3 separate regions of the Homo sapiens genome follow, and regions 2 and 3 are each linked to region 1. The links are chromatin contacts, found by Hi-C or POLR2A ChIA-PET in ENCODE. All regions are on one chromosome and are shown on one strand. Each heading gives the region's core, a stretch centred on a gene start or an enhancer-like site at or near the end of the contact. The rest is flanking DNA. Distances are from core to core; before and after follow the strand shown.

Region 1 (5,096 bases), core at 1,386-3,885:
ACAGTGCTCTGTCCGTGACAAAGGGCTGTGGCATCTGCGTGCAGTTAAACAGCAGAAGCCCTCTTGAGCAACCTGCAATGGACCAGCTTGCTAGATTAATGTAGACTCTCCACACTACTCAGCTAGCACTGTGCCCATGCCTGGGATACACTAAACCCTTGAAGCTAGCAGCTCCAACTGAAGCTTCTCTCCAGTTTTCCTGGGCACATATGTTTCCATTGGTTGAGCTGTGTGTGCTTACTGAGGGCTATTTGTATTTCTTCTCAACCTGTACCTGTTACTCTGATTAAATAATGCAATCCATCATTTCATAATGCAATGAAATATGAGTGCAAAAACGTAGAGTTGTTTCTTTGCAAGCTAAAGTGAGTGCTTTGGAGAGAATCAATGCATGCTATAACGGAACAACCTCCTGGTGAATTCAGTGTAAGTGCGATAACTATAAAGGTTAGAGGAAAAAACAACAAAATAGAGTCTTTGGCATTCAGTTTTATATTCTCTTTCACTTTAAAGAAACAGAGACTACATATTGTTGGTGCTACCTCGTGGGCGTGATTTATCTGGGGAAGAATTCCAAACAGCCAACCCAGAGAATCCCCCATTTTCTATGACTGTCTTGGGAAAGTGGGTCTGACAAAGCTGAATCTCATCAGATTCAAGAGGGGGTGTTCGGTGGCTTTAATGCTTCTCCGTAAAGTGGATGGGAGAGTGTCAGGGCTAACTCAAGCCACAAAGGGTTCTGAGAACCTCAGAGCTGGGAAGGGCTTCATGTTCACTGGGCCCAGGCATCCCCTGGGGTGGGCACCTCCACCGCAGTCCCACTGCCAGGTGGCTGCCCAGGCTCCTGACTGATGCCCCAGTGACTCAACACCACTGAGACCTGGTTCGGTTTGAGTCGTATTCTGGTAAGCGTGCCTGACTCACTCTGCTCTCCCTTCTCTGTGCTCCTTGATGTACCCTCCTTTACCCCCAGGTGAAAAAGCTCCATTAACTTTGTCACAGCAGGTCCAGAAAGAAGCTAACACTGTAATATGAATTAGCTTAATATATTCTCAAGGTACCTATTTTCCCAGCAGGACAAGGCCTGCTTATCCTTTCAGATAATTCTTCATTCTTTCCTAGGGCCTTCCCATCTCTCCTAGCCCCAAGATCCAGGTCCTTCATCCAAAAGACCTACCCTAGGCCCCATTTCTGCACATTTCCGGCAAGATTCTGCCTGATCACTGCCTCAAGTTGATAGGACAAAATATTGTACCTGGGATCAATAAAAATTCTAATTCTAGCACTTTTTTTTTTTTTTTTTGAGACGGAGTTTTGCTCTTGTTGCCCAGGTTGGAGTGCGATGGCGTGATCTCGGCTCACTGCAACCTCCGCCTCCTGGGTTCAAGTGATTCTCCTGCCTCAGCCTCCCAAGTAGCTGGGATTATAGGCAGCTGCCAACATGCCTAGCTAATTTTTGTATTTTCAGTAGAGATGGGGTTTCACCATGTTGGTCAGGCTGGTCTCGAACTCCTGACCTCAGGTGATCTGCCTGCCTTGGCCTCCCAAAGTGCTGAGATTACAGACATGAGCCACTGTTCCCGGTCTAATTCTAGCACTTTCTAACTCTTAGACCTTGGCTTACATAATTAATGTTTCTAAAAGCTGTGATTTTTTTCATTTGCATAATGGAAATTGAAATAGCTCATTGTGATGGTTCTTCATTCAACATGTTTTTAAAGTCCCTACGAGGTGCTCAAGCACTCTGCTGCTGTGATACTGTGGGTACATGACTGGGAAAGCCAGAGGCCATCTGATACAGCCACAGGAATGAAGCTTTGCTGGTTGATAGATGGGATAATGCAGGGGTTGGCAAACTTTTTCTGTAAAGCGCCAGATAGTAAATATTTTAGGCTTTATTCTGCCATAGTAGTGCAAAAGCAGCCATAAACAATATATAAACAAATGGGTGTGGCTCTGTGCCAATAAAACTTCACAAAAAACAAGCAGCAGGCTTTGGCTTGTAGGAAGTAGTTTGCCTACTGCTGGGCTAAAGGTTAATGTTTGTGGATTGAGGGTCAGTTCCAGATCACTCCAAGAAGGTGGCTTCAGATGATGAACATGTGGACTTAGGCTGGCATGCTGGGAGTTCTTCAGGAGGGCCTCCAAATGCATCATTCCTCTTGCTTATGCAGAGCTGGACGGGTTAGATCTCAAGCTGGCTTAATTAACTTTCCAGGCCTTCTTCCTTAATGGCAAAGTACAAATTCAGTAGCATTCAGTGGCCCCTTATAACAGACACAGTAAGTATGACAAAGATACAACCCAGCCTACACTACTGGGATGACAGGGAAAAGTCATCCCAGCAGGGTTTAACTAGTGGTTTCCCAAACTTGAACACTCATTGAATCACTCAGGATGCTTGTTAAAAATACAGATTCCTGGACCCCTACTTTAGAATGATTATTTCAAGCTATAGAGATGACCTGGGGATTCTGGACCATTAGCATGTGGACCAGATGATTTTAAAGGAGGGAAACTCAGAGTTAGGCCCCTTTTAGCTGTGACATACAGTGGTTATCAAAAGAGTAAAGGAAGCCTGTCTGCCCTTGCTGGGCTGTGGTGGGACAGAGAATGGTGGTGGTGGGGATCGTTATCTTGTCTGCAAAGACGTGGCAGGATGTGGTTGACCTGAACTTCCTGTGAATCAAGGAACCAGAGAACAGGGGGGAGAGATTCACAGCCCGGCAGTAGGCTCAGCCCACATGCCTAGAGTGTGCTCAGTGGGTACTGGGAAATGAGAGCCTGGCCCCACCTCTTCTCCGTGACCTTGGGCAGGTCACTTCACCTCTCAGAGTGTCAGTTTCCTCATGGATACAAAGGAGATGATGATAGGTCATTTTCAAGGACACCATGAAGAATAAATAAGGTATCATTTATAAAACCTCTGTCTCCTTGATTAGTGGTAGAAAATTCTCTTTCAGTGGAATCAGTGTCCACCTCAAAACATCCAAGGGCCAAGAGTTAGGAGACCTCCTTCATGGGCGGGGTTTTACCAATGACTCAATGCTCCATCTTGGAGTAAGTGAGATCATGTTGCTGGGCCTCACTTCACTTGACTGTAGAATGGGACGTTATGCACCTGCGGTTCCCTGTTTCCTTTTCAAGGATTCTCTTGAAGGTTGGATGAGACTATGGAATGAGAAGTGTCCTGGTGCTGTCAAGGGATATGGCAAAAAAAATGTGCAAGACCATTCTTGTCAGGTGCGGGGAGAGATGTTGCTGACTTTAATAATGTACTTCTTTCCATTTGTTATTTTTACAACAAAGGAAGAAATAAAACAGGACCTCTGAAAGATTCCTTGTCATATATAGCTTTCTCCTATTGAGTTATTTTCATCTGAGTTTATCAATCAATTGAGAAACAGTCACTGGATATCAACGGTGTACCCAGCCCTGTGCTATGTGTAAGATAAGGAGGTTCAGAGGTATGCCGCTAGGTCCCTAACCATGAGAGACCCACAGTCCAGCTTAGGAGATAACAAATATGTGTTATCCAGGTATGTTAACACATGGGAAGTGAAATAGAAGTGCAGTGATGATGCTGATGATGCTGACAGTAATGATGGAAAGGATGAAGATGATGTTAATTATTCTTCATATACACCACAATTGTACAGTTTACAAAGCATGTTTAGGACGATTATCTTATCTGATATTCAAGTCTAGAAAAACCCTGATTTTACTGATGAACAAACTGAGGGTAATAACTTCTCAGAGATCAGATAGGAAGAAAGTAGCTTAGTTGGACTCCAGCTTCTTTCTTTTGGCCCCAAGAGTGCCATTATCCTCAAGACATCATAACTTTCTTCCTTTAAATTGCAACAGAACATTGCAAAATGCACATTATCGTCAGATAGTAACATGAGTAAATTAGCACATGGGAAGTGAATGTTACAAGATCTCAAAGAGCAGGCAGGTCAGGAGACTGTTGACTGCAGTGAACAGAAGAGGCTCAGTGGAGAAAGCTGTAACTGAGTTTAGCCTTGGAAGGCTGCATGGTATTTTTGAGAGGTGGAGATGGGGAGAGGGGTGACATTCTTGGCAACTGGAAATGTATAGGTAAGAAAGGAAGTGAGAAAGTTCAGGGTGTGGCAGGAAATAGCCAGACCCCAGTCTGACCACAGTGGGTTCCATATAGTGGATCTGCTGGGGAAGAGTTGGGGATGTTCTCTTCCAAAGGGCTGGAGTGGTACTCTTTACTTTAGCGTAGGTGGGATATGGCCACCATTTTCTCTTTGATATCCTTATCCCCCTCAATCCCGAGTCCATCCATAATCAAATGAAGCAGTAATCAAATCAAATAACAGTCTGTAGTCCTAGCCCAAAGACAGAGTCTGCCACTTCCGACTTTTTTCTTTAAAAAAAAAAAAAAATGTCAGAATGCTGCTGAAACAGGAACAGCATTGAGGCAACAGCAGCTCTGACTCACAAACAGCACATCAAAGCAGCAACGATAAGAAACTGGCAGTAATTGTGCGTGTGAGCAGTGTTTTCCTGATGCTCTTTGAGGCTTGGGGGCCCCTCTGGGCAGCCTGATTGTGGAAAGAAGCATGTGGTTTTCAAAAATTGGGTGACTCACCACACAGGCAGTGTTCAGAAACAAAAACAAAGTCCTGTCTGCTTTGGTTCTCAGAGCCCAGGGCTTTGGGTCACTGCACATTTCAGGACATCAGTGAGCTGAGATTCATCTATTCATTCATCCAACCATCCATACATTTGACCATCCATTTATGCATCCATCCATCCATCCATCCATCCATCCATCCATCCATCCATGCATCTGTCCGTCCACCCACCCATCCAGGCATGCATGCATGCAGGCATCCATCCATCCATCCATCCATCCATCCATCCATCCATCCATCCATCCGTCCGTCCATTCATCCATTCATCCTTCTATCTATGTATGCATCTTTCCATTCATCCATGCATCTATCCACCCATCCGTCCAACCATTCATCTATTTGTTCCACAGATACTATGAGCACATATTTGGTATAGGCCCTGTGCTAGGCACAGAAGATGTAGTGGTGACCAAGATAGACTCTGAACTC
Region 2 (5,096 bases), core at 1,906-4,405, 160 kb after region 1:
AAACCCACCAAGGGCCCTTTCTTTTTCTGACCCTACCTTGCATCTTATGCAGTGAGTTTCAGCAGAGAGAACTCCCATCTAGGATCTGTAGAATACAGTTTGGTCTCTGCATGACACAAACTGGCTGTGTGATTCAGAGAAACTCACTCCTCCTCTCTGGGCTTCAGTTTTACCATCTGTGAAATGGAGAGATGGAGCTACCTGGGCTTGCCTATCTCACAAGATCTCTGTGAGGCAAGCAGCAGCTCCAGCCTGCTAGAGATGGAAAGGGCACAGCAGATCACTGAATCTAATGGCTTTCAAGCATTTATTTTAGCAGATGAATCTTTAATTTTTTTTTTTTTTGCTTAGAACCCCAACTTATAAGACAGAAAGAACTGAGCTGTTCAGGCTGGGTTGGAGATGGGGGTCATCAATAACAGCTGCCTCATTTTAAAAGCAAGGGAACTGAGACTCAGAGAGGGCCCCTGCTCAAGGTCACATGCTTCCCTTAGAATTACAAATCTTTGGGAGGCTCAAGGACCCCAGGATGTGAACACAGAGGCCAAGGAACCCCTACTTTCATGGTGGGGGCTCTGAGGGCTCATCCGCCACCTGAGGCCCCCAGTGCTGCCTGTGGCTACCAGGCAACCAGCTCTGCGTGGCCCAGCCTCCCCATCAGCACCTCGCAGCTGTCCTCCCAGCCAAAACTGGTTTAGAAAAGGCTGCCCAGCTGGCAGGTAGGAACAAAGGGATTAGGCCCCGTTTGACAGACTGTGTCCCTCCCATTTGCATGTCATTAAGCTGCAGGCCAGTTAGCAGAGAGGGTCACATAGCTTCAGAGTCCCTGCCAAGCTGGGGCACGGAGGCACTGAGGCTTCATTTGCATTTTGGACACCTGCCCTGAACTACAGGAGCCAATTTGAAGAAGAGGGATTTCTTGAGGAGATGACTGGGGTGTTGGAGTGGACTGGGGAGGTGTCCTCATCTCAGTGGTGACCCTAGTTTTTTTCTGTCTCCCCTCAAAACTGACACAAACTGAAGCAGGCTTGTTTTGAGGGACAGAAATGGCTTCATTGCTCTGAGAGTTAAACCAGGCACTATGCAACAGCTTGGGAGAGGATAAGTGAATTCTGAGAACCGGGGCTTCTCTCCCCAACCAGCATCCCCACACCACACACTCACACACATGCACCAGCCTAGCCAAAAGGAAAAAAAGGAAGAAAGGAACACAGGCCACATTTTCTCTGCACTCCCCTTCTAAGGCCTCCTGGGGTGGCCCTGATTGACAGAACACTAAATGCAAGAGGTTTCCTGTGATAGAGAAAGAGATTTTCTTGAGGCATCCAACTCCTGACCTTTAAGAGCTCGGGGAGCAAAATGATTTTCAGTCACTTGGGCCTGAGTGAAAGGTATGTGAATTGATCGACTGCAGGGCTCAGGCCTCCCGAGGTCTTGATCTTATGTCATTAAAATCTTACAATCGAGTTATCCTAATGTATCCCAGCAGCCCCCTTCTCAGAGGTGATTAGTAAATAGACTCAAAGTTACATGGTCTAAAATGCCTTCTCCAAGGGCCTGGAAGACCAGTAATGTGGATGGGGCCTGGGGCCAAATCCGGCCTCTGCTATTTGAGGTTTTCTTTTTTGACATTAGACTATGGTAACTACTGCTGTTGCTGCCTCTCACATTTCTTCCTCTAGCTCTTTTAATCTTGTGAAGGTGCCTACTCCTCTTGCCACAGGTGTCTAGATAGGTTGAGCTGGCTAATTTCCTCTGGCAACAGTGATTGGTCTGGGGATGCAACTGACCCACGCCCAGCCAATCAGAATCTTCCCTAGGATTATTCTCTTTACTGGGGATCCTGAGCTGGGATAGTGTGAGCAGGGGTTGATGGTGAATATTTTCCCTGCCATGTGTGGTCTTGTCTGCAGAAGGTAGGCAAGCCCAGCAGGCAAAAGTGAGAAAGGGGTGGAGTGAGAGAGGCCTGATTCATGAAACCCCATCAATGCTATTGAGCTACCTTCATATCTTTCCTAGTTCCAAGACCCTTAAAATTCCTCTTTTGCTTAGGTTAGCCAAGGTTCATTTCTGTTGCTTGCAACCAAATCTTGCCATGTGGGTAGGAGCTGATATTCCCAAGGTTCAATCCTTTGGGGCTTGAGGAAAATGAAATGGACAGGGAATGATACAAAATGTGGTCATACAGGTCAAAGGTGTAGACCACAGCAGCCCCTCAGGGACAGCCCACTAAAACATCAGCTCCACGAAGAGAGAGACCTTTGTCTCTTTCCCAGTTTCTAAAGCAATGCCCGGCACATACCTCTTCCCACCACCTCCCTCCTGGGCCGCGCTGTCTTGCCTGCCACATGAGATCTCTGCTTCTCCCCGAGCCTCTGCTCAGACCCTCCTCTGTCTCCTAACTTGCATCTTCTGCCTTTTCCACTTTCTGCTCCCTCTTACTTTCAATTTGTCTGTGGTCACCATGACCTGCTCTCCTTCATAGCTTCCACTGTTAACTGCTCTGGTCTCTTCATGTTTCTTGATGTCAGGTTCAAGTGAAGTGCCAGAAGTCAGAGAGAGACAAAATCCGATTGGCCTGGCTTGTCATTCCTGTGTCAGGCCACCTCCCAGGTCAGGCTGGTGTCTTTGGGTCAAGTACCAGTGCCTGAGCTGATCAGCTGAGGTTGTGGGGCAGGGATTCAAATGGTGCAAAACATGGCCACTTAGGCTGTAGACGTCACAAGCCAGCCAGTTCTCACTATTAGGGGCCACAGTATCTCCAGCATAGAATCCATTGCTTAGACTAGCTTGGGGGAACCCAGGAACTATCTACACTCCCCTCTTCCATATTCCAGAAACTTCATCTGAGGCATAAGGTTTTTATTTGACAGTGGGAACCCCTCCCCCCATTCCAGGGAGCTTCCTCACAGGTGCCTCTCTGGTGTGTTTCTTGCTTGAATTGCAAATTAAATGCTGCATAAACCCTACATAACTCAGTGCCCCATGTTGGCAGTATCTTATTTTTCAATTTCTTTTTTTTAATTGAATGAACATATTTTATGCAAGCCGTTCTACCTTGGTGAAGGCTGTTCCCCTGTGATTCATCAGAGTAATAACTAGAAACACCATTATTTGGCTCCATCCTCCTGCTGAGAACATCACATAACTGAGAAATGTTCATGCATCTCACAGAGTTTCGGGGCAGAGTAAAAAGGGGAAGCAGCGAGAGGAGGAGGAGAGGGAGGAAGAAACAAACAAATGATTATGAACACACATGCAAGCTGACAGCAAGAGACATGGCTAGACAGTGAGAGGAAAACACAGGCCCACATATGGTTGTTGATCTCACACACATACACGTATGCACACACATACACGGAGGCACAGAAGGAACCACACATACCTGTCTACCCAGGTATCCCAACATTCGAAAAAATTAAATGAAAAAACCCATAAACTCTACGAGAAGTGATGCTAGAGAGCTGGTCCAGTTGCCTCACTTAACATGTAAGAAAAAGGAAGCACAGAAATGTAGCTATATCCCTGTGTGTCCCATTTGCAGACACCAGTGTTCCTGGGTTTCTGCCTAGAAATACATAATTCAACTTGTCTAAGATGCAAATCATATCGTTATTTATATTTACTGAGTTCTTGTCTCTGGGTTAAAGATTTTCAGACATCCTTATCACTTTGATCTAAGATGTGGCCAGAGTATTCCTGCTATTATTGTTTTTGTTTGTTTGGTTGGTTGGTTTGGTTTTTTAATGATTTTTGTTGAGTTGGCTGAGCATCTGGAAATATTTTCAAAATGTTCACCTCAGGACACAGAAGCCCCTCAGTTAATGTCTTACAAACCCTAGCATGCTCTCAAGAGCTGTATGAATGAACACTTTTAAGGTTAGACAAATCAAACGTTCAAAGCAGGCTTCTGGAAACCTTCCTGTCGCTTCTCCAGGTTCATTGGCACTTCCTTAGCACAGCTCTCCTCGCTGCTTGCCTGCATGATTGCCTTGTCCACTGCCCATTTCCAGCTTTTCCCCTCTCCAATCCCCTCTTCATCTCATTACCAGATGAATTCTTCTAAGACATGACTCTCACCTTACCCTTCTTAGAGTAATCAGGATCCTGAGCTGCAAGTCTACTTCTGCATTGGTTGGTCATCTTCTGGCTGCAAGTGAAAACACCCAACTCAAACAAGCTTGCAAAATGGCAGGAAGGAATGGGATATTTGAGGATTCACATAACTGGATCATCGAGCAGTAAAGGCTGGATTCTGAGGTCAGCTGAGGCTATCAAAAACATCTCTTTTCCTCGATCTCTCAACTCTGCTTTTCTTCATGGCAACTTTTTCTATCCTTTTACTTTCAACTTTTCAGTGTTCTTATGATTTACCTAATGTCTTATAAACAATATAGAGCTGGAATTTTTTAAAATGCAATTTGATATCTCTGTATTTTAACCAGAGATTTAAATCCATTGAAATATGTTGTGCTCACTAATCTATTTGTATTTACTTAGCAGCATTTTATTTTTGTATTCTTTTTACTCTGCTTTGTCTATGCTTTTTTTCCTTCTTTTTATGTCATAGAGTGTTTTTTCTTTAGCCTTTCTTTTTTTCTCTTTGTTACTGGCTTATAGCTCATATACTTTACTGGTTTGTATCTTATGCATTTTTCTTGATTGTCCTTAATTTTTTTAACATGCATACTTGACTTTACTATGTCTGAAGTTAATAAAAATCTGTATCATCAAAGAATATAAGACTTTAGAATACTTTAGCCACTATGAGTCTCTTCACATCTTATATATCATATTCAAATCAAATAGTTTTATATCCAAAAATTATTTAATGTTACTATAGTTTTATGCAGGAAATGCTTGATTGGATTCATCCCATGTTTATTATTTTTTTCTGATTCCTATTTCTTCTTGCACCTCAGTCCTTGCCTCTAGGTGGAATTTTCTTCTTCCTAAAATAATCCTGCAGCAGAGCTTTCAGAGAGGATCTGTGAATAGAAAATGCTGTTAATCTTTCTTTGGGATGCCTTCACTTTTCCCTTTTTCTGACTCTTAATTGGAATTCTAATGTGACAGTTTGTTTTTATTTTTTCCTT
Region 3 (5,096 bases), core at 1,100-3,599, 150 kb before region 1:
TCACCTGAGGTCAAGAGTTCAAGACCAGCCTGGCCAACATGGTGAAACCCTGTCTCTACTAAAAATATAAAAATTAGCCGGGCGTGATGGCAGGTGCCTGTAATCCTAGCTACTCTGGAGGCTGAGGCACAAGAATCTCTTGAACCCTGGAGCCGGAGGTTGCAGTGAGCTGAGATCATGCCATTGCACGCCAGCCTGGGTGACAGAGTGAGACTCCGTCTCTAAAAAAAAAAGTGGAACAGATTTAGTGTGACTGGGAAGGTGTTGTGGGTGCAGGGTGGGTGGGTGAGGGTGCAGTATAAATAGGATGGTCAGGGTAGGCCTCTTGAAGAAGGTGATATTTGAATAACAACTTAAGGAGGGAAAGTACTTAATTCCAGACATGTCTGATTCCAAAGCCCAAGCTCTTAAAAGCCTACACCACCTCTCTCCCAGTTGAATACCAGCAGAAAGCTGGACACATAGTAGTACTTGGTAAGTATTAGTGCTTATCCCATCCCTCTTCCTTTTAGAGTATCTTGGGCATGCATCAACCGGGAAGACAGACAAGAGGGTGGTGGGGATCCCAGCAGGGCACCATTGCCAGAGCAATGTGTGGGCATGAAGTAGGGATCCTGGGGAGCAGGCAGTCACCAAGATGCCCATGTCTTCTCTTAGGGTTGGAGTTCACTCAGGTTGGGGAGTAGAGTTAGGGTGGGGAGGGCTAGAACAGTTAGGGAAGATAAGACTCATCCATTGATGCTCACTGCGCTCTCTAACTTTGCCCTGGAAACAAATGCACTACACAAACATTTATTGAGGGCCTACTAGGAACCCGGTGCTTCCCCATGCATGTCATTCTCCCAACTGTCCTCTGAAGCAGGCAATAGCATCTCCATTTCACAGCTAGAGAAACTGAGGCTCAAAGGTTGTAAAGCTTATGTGTTGCTGACTGGCTTGGATATAGCTTTGGATCTGTCTGATTTTACAGACCAGGTAATTTTTACTTTATAATCATGATCAATTTCTGACTGAACAGAAAATTTATCTGAACAGCTGCCAATGTCACTATCATCCTCAACCTCACCATCAACATTACCAACATCACCATCACCATTAAAATCGCAATCACTATCACCACCGTCACTGTCACCGTCACCATTATCGTCACCATCATCAACATCACCATCAGCTTCACTATCAATGGTCCTGTGATTACAGGCAGCAGGGCATGTCAGATCATCTCTCTCAGCTTCAGCTTCTTTATCTGTGAAATGAGGATAACTATATCTACCCCAGAGGTTAGGAGAGGTGCTGAAGTAGGTCTTCTATTTCCTCCACTCCACCAAAACTGCTGTTTTCAAAATCATCAATGACCTCTATAATTGTTGTCATTATACTCACCCTCCAAGAGCATTCAATGCCTCTGACCACTTCCTTCTCTTGGCTTTGTGACAGTCGCTTTCTGGTTTCCCTTCCAGCTCACCGATCCCCATCCTCCTTTGCTAGCTCTGTCTCATCTACTAGATCCCTAAATATTTGAGTCTTGCAGAGCTTTCTTCAAACGGGCTCTCTAACTGCTTCCTCCCTAGTCCAAACAACCATCGTGCCTCCCTTGAAATACTATAGAAACTCCATATCACTAGGGCACGGTCAGGGAAGTGGACCTTAGAGTGGGCCATGGAGCACCCCCTGGGGAAGAAGGGTCCCTTCCTGGGCCCATCTAGAACTAACAGCACTCACTTCAAGGAGGAGATATAGGGTCAATCCTGAGCAGAATTTTTCGCAGGTAGTTTGTGAAGTCTCTGCCTCCTGAATCTGCATCCCTTTCAGCTTTCTGTTGCTTGCTGGGTCTGTACTATCTCAGATGATCAGAGCCCTCAGAATCTTCCCACCCTAAACATGTCCACACTGAGATGTCAGGGACAGTGGCCCCCACTTGGTTTCTATTTAGCAGAGAACTAACAGAGTGCTATAGAGAGATCCCCAGTTAATGGCTGGGAACATTTGCAGAATGCTTTCCTGAAAACTGAAATAGCACCCCTTTGGGGGCTACTGTTTCTGCCTCCACATTGGGGGGCTTGTTCTGAGACAGATGGTCCCCTGTTGGGCTGTTCTCACACACACGAGCAGAGGAATTCTTTTAGGTCCTCTTGGCCTCGGGAGCATTTTGAATCAGATGCCAGGAGAAACAGATTGCCTACCCCTTATTCTGGGGGCTGTGGGTGGATGGCTTTGAGAGGAGATCTCTTCCAAGAATGTGTTTTCCCTTACATCTTCAGGATGCCATGCACTTCCCGCTCTGCTCTTTTGAGGCTGGCATAAGCATGAGAGTTGCTTGGGGGGGAACGTCTGTACCGCCTCTGCCCCACTGCTCAGGAGCAATGGCGGATGAGTGAGTCACTTTTGGCATCCTCCTTTGTTCCCTTTGCGTAGGGCTACCCAGTTGGTAACACTACAATCTGCTCTCCACCACCAGCTTAACATTCCTAAAATAGCTCAGTGTGATTGGGCCATTCCGTTGCTCAAGAACCATCCAGAGTCTTCCATTGCCTGTAGAATGAAGTCCCAGGCTTTCGTCTCACGTTCGAGGTTGCTACCATCTGGCCTTCATTTGCTTTTCCAACCATGCCCCTCATTCCTTCTCTACCCAAGGTCTTCCCTCCAGACAGTCAGGTCTACTCTCCTTTCCCAGAATGCCTGGCCTCCTGGCTGCATCCACACCATTCTCTTGGTTAAAATGCTATCCCCCTTTGTTGCCTGTATAAACTTCTTCCTGTTCTTCCAAACAGGTTTGAGGCCAACCTTGCAAAGGCCTCCTCTCCTTGGATGTCTTCCTTGATCCCTCCTTTCATTTGCCCCCTGATTCCATGTTACCACACAGAGGCCCTCTTGTGACTACTTACCTAGGTGTGGGCAGGGAGTGGGAGAACCACAAGGGACAGTACCCAGGGCTATTACCACCAACAGGTACTCCCAGTAGCAGGAGAGCTATTACCACTTCTAGGCCTGAAGAAGCGAGGGGAGGAAACTGTTAACAAAACCTGGAAGGAGGAAGGCCTGCAGAGAAGACCACAGGGCTGTGACCTTCCACAGAGATGTAGTCAGCTTGGGGAGAGCTCTCCGGTGAGTCAGGAGAATGAGCACCCCTTAATTGAGACCAATTGGAAGCCAGAGCGCAAGGGAGCCCCTTAGAAAGTCTCTGCAGGGGCCGGGTGTGGTGGCTCATGCCTGTAATCCCAGCACTTTGGGAGGCCAAGGCAGGCGGATCACAAGGTCAGGAGTTTGAGACTAGCCTGGCCAATATGGTGAAACCCCGTCGCTCGTAAAAATACAAAAATTAGCCAGGCGTGGTGGCAGGTGCCTGTAGTCCCAGCTACTCGGGAAGCTGAGATAGGAGAATTGCTTGAACCTGAGAGGCAGAGGTTGCAGTGAGCCAAGATCACACCATTGTACTCCAGCCTGGGTGACAGCGAGACTCCAACTCAAAAAAAAAAAAAAAAGTCTCTGCAGGTCAGCCTTCCTGTGTGGGTAGAGGAGTGAAGGAGTGTGGAAAGGAATCTGGAGGGATGTAAAGAGGAAGGGGATTCTAGCTTTTACCTTAGATATCAGATGGGTAAATTGTGAAGACTTTGAATGTCACAAGTAGAAAGATTCTTAGATTCAAGCTGTTCCACATCATTTCCCATATAGGAAAGTGGAAGCCCAGAGGGTGTTCGCGCTGATCTGAGACCACACAGTAAGGTAGTGTCAGAGATGAGACGGGACGAAGTGTGAACCCCCCAGTTCATTAGTCAATTGTTTCTTTGGAACAGAGCATCTAATAAGTTACACAATAAGAATCTGAGTTTTAGTCTTACTGGCCATGCTGGCTGTTTGGTAACTGGTGAGATGGCCTGACGGGAGTCTGTTTGCAAGTGGTGGCTGACAGCCCTCCACGGAAGAGGTGCATCCTGAAGGGGGAAGCCATGGACGATGATTTTACCCAGTGGTATGTGGATTGACATTATGGACATAGCACGGCAGTTGTTTGTTTGTTTGTTTTCTTTTTTTTCTTTTTTTTTTTTTTTGAGACAGCATCTCACTCTATTTCCTAGGCTGGAATGCAGTGGTGCAATCACAGCTCACTGCAGCCTTGACCTCCCAGGCTCAAGCAATCCTCCCATTTTAACCTCTCAAGCGGCTGGGACTACAGGCACGTACCACCATACCTTGCTAATATCTTTAAATTTTTTTTTTTTTTTTTTTGTAGAGACGAGGTCTCACTGTGTTGCTAGGGCTGGTCTCAAACTTCTGACCTCAGGTGATCCACCCGCCTCAGCCTCCCAAAGTGCTGAGATTACAGGCGTGAGCCACTGTGCCCAGCTGGCAGTTGTTTTTCAAGTCTGTTGTCCACCTCGGTTCCTGGACACCATTTGAATGCTCTCCCACGGAGAGCAGAGAGAGAGAGAGAGAGAGAGAGAGAGAGTGTGTGTGTGTGTTTTAAGGGGAGGAATCTACAGTAGAATCTGAAAGAGCTCTTTCACTCATCTCTGAGTCACACTGAACTCCAAGCAGCACTGCTGTGGGTTCCCCATAAGGGAGCATAACAGAGAGACAGCTCTCCCACACCCCACTGTATTTATTATTATTATTACTTTTTGAGATGGAGTCTCACTCTGTTGCTTGGGCTGGAGTGCAGTGGCGCAATCTCGGCTCACTGCAACCTCTACCTCCCGGGTTCAAGTGGTTCTCCTGCCTCAGCCTCCTGAGTAGCTGGGATTACAGGCGCCCATGACCACTCCCGGCTAATTTTAGTAGAGACAGGGTTTCACCATGTTGGCCAGGCTGGTCTCCAACTCCTGACCTCAGGTGATCTGCCCACCTCAGTCTCCCAAAGTGTTGGGATTACAGATGTGAGCCACTGTCCTGGCACCCAACTTTGTTTTAATTCTCTTTCACCCGATTTCCTTCTACTCTTTTTTTTAAAAATTGAAGCAGTTGTGCAGTTTTTTGCAATGTTCAGACTCTGATACTTATGACTCCTTACATCTCAGATCAAGCCGTGGGAAGGCCCGGGCAGGGAATATGATATCCAATGGTCAGTGGAAAGAATGCACTCAGGGAAGTCAAATACA

Evidence for each region. Hi-C counts contacts between places; a loop is a spot of excess contacts on that map. ChIA-PET counts read pairs that join two places held with the same protein, here RNA polymerase II (POLR2A). Pooled maps may share reads with other maps.
Region 2: a loop to region 1 is called in a pooled map, with 2.6 times the contacts of the local background. The contact joins two enhancer-like sites. A Hi-C loop is called at or near these places in 1 of 37 single-sample maps with no recorded cell type and 2 of 50 pooled maps. POLR2A ChIA-PET finds 5 or more read pairs at or near these places in 3 of 52 experiments (CD4-positive, alpha-beta T cell, H1 and Panc1).
Region 3: a map of CD14-positive monocyte shows a loop between it and region 1 (5-fold over the local background). The contact joins two enhancer-like sites. A Hi-C loop is called at or near these places in 1 of 168 maps with a recorded cell type or tissue (CD14-positive monocyte) and 1 of 50 pooled maps. POLR2A ChIA-PET finds 5 or more read pairs at or near these places in 1 of 52 experiments (activated CD8-positive, alpha-beta T cell).

Annotation. Positions count from the first base shown.
Region 1 is chr15:69,756,541-69,761,636 of GRCh38, forward strand. The region is part of intron 2 of LOC107984788 (a long non-coding RNA gene); the gene reads left to right. Among named protein-coding and RNA genes, the nearest start is that of LINC00593, 76 kb to the right of the region's middle. RefSeq lists an enhancer at 4,393-4,462. Within about 2 kb of position 2,636, at least 5 of the 41 ENCODE cell types and tissues checked have a DNase peak (open chromatin) inside an H3K27ac peak, as active enhancers do; they include CD14-positive monocyte, where a contact is called at or near this core.
Region 2 is chr15:69,919,241-69,924,336 of GRCh38, forward strand. No RefSeq gene overlaps it. Among named protein-coding and RNA genes, the nearest start is that of LINC00593, 87 kb to the left of the region's middle. RefSeq lists enhancers at 146-769, 770-1,392. Within about 2 kb of position 3,156, at least 2 of the 41 ENCODE cell types and tissues checked have a DNase peak (open chromatin) inside an H3K27ac peak, as active enhancers do.
Region 3 is chr15:69,604,907-69,610,002 of GRCh38, forward strand. All of the region lies in intron 1 of PCAT29 (prostate cancer associated transcript 29), which reads left to right. Among named protein-coding and RNA genes, the nearest start is that of PCAT29, 15 kb to the left of the region's middle. Within about 2 kb of position 2,350, at least 3 of the 41 ENCODE cell types and tissues checked have a DNase peak (open chromatin) inside an H3K27ac peak, as active enhancers do; they include CD14-positive monocyte, where a contact is called at or near this core.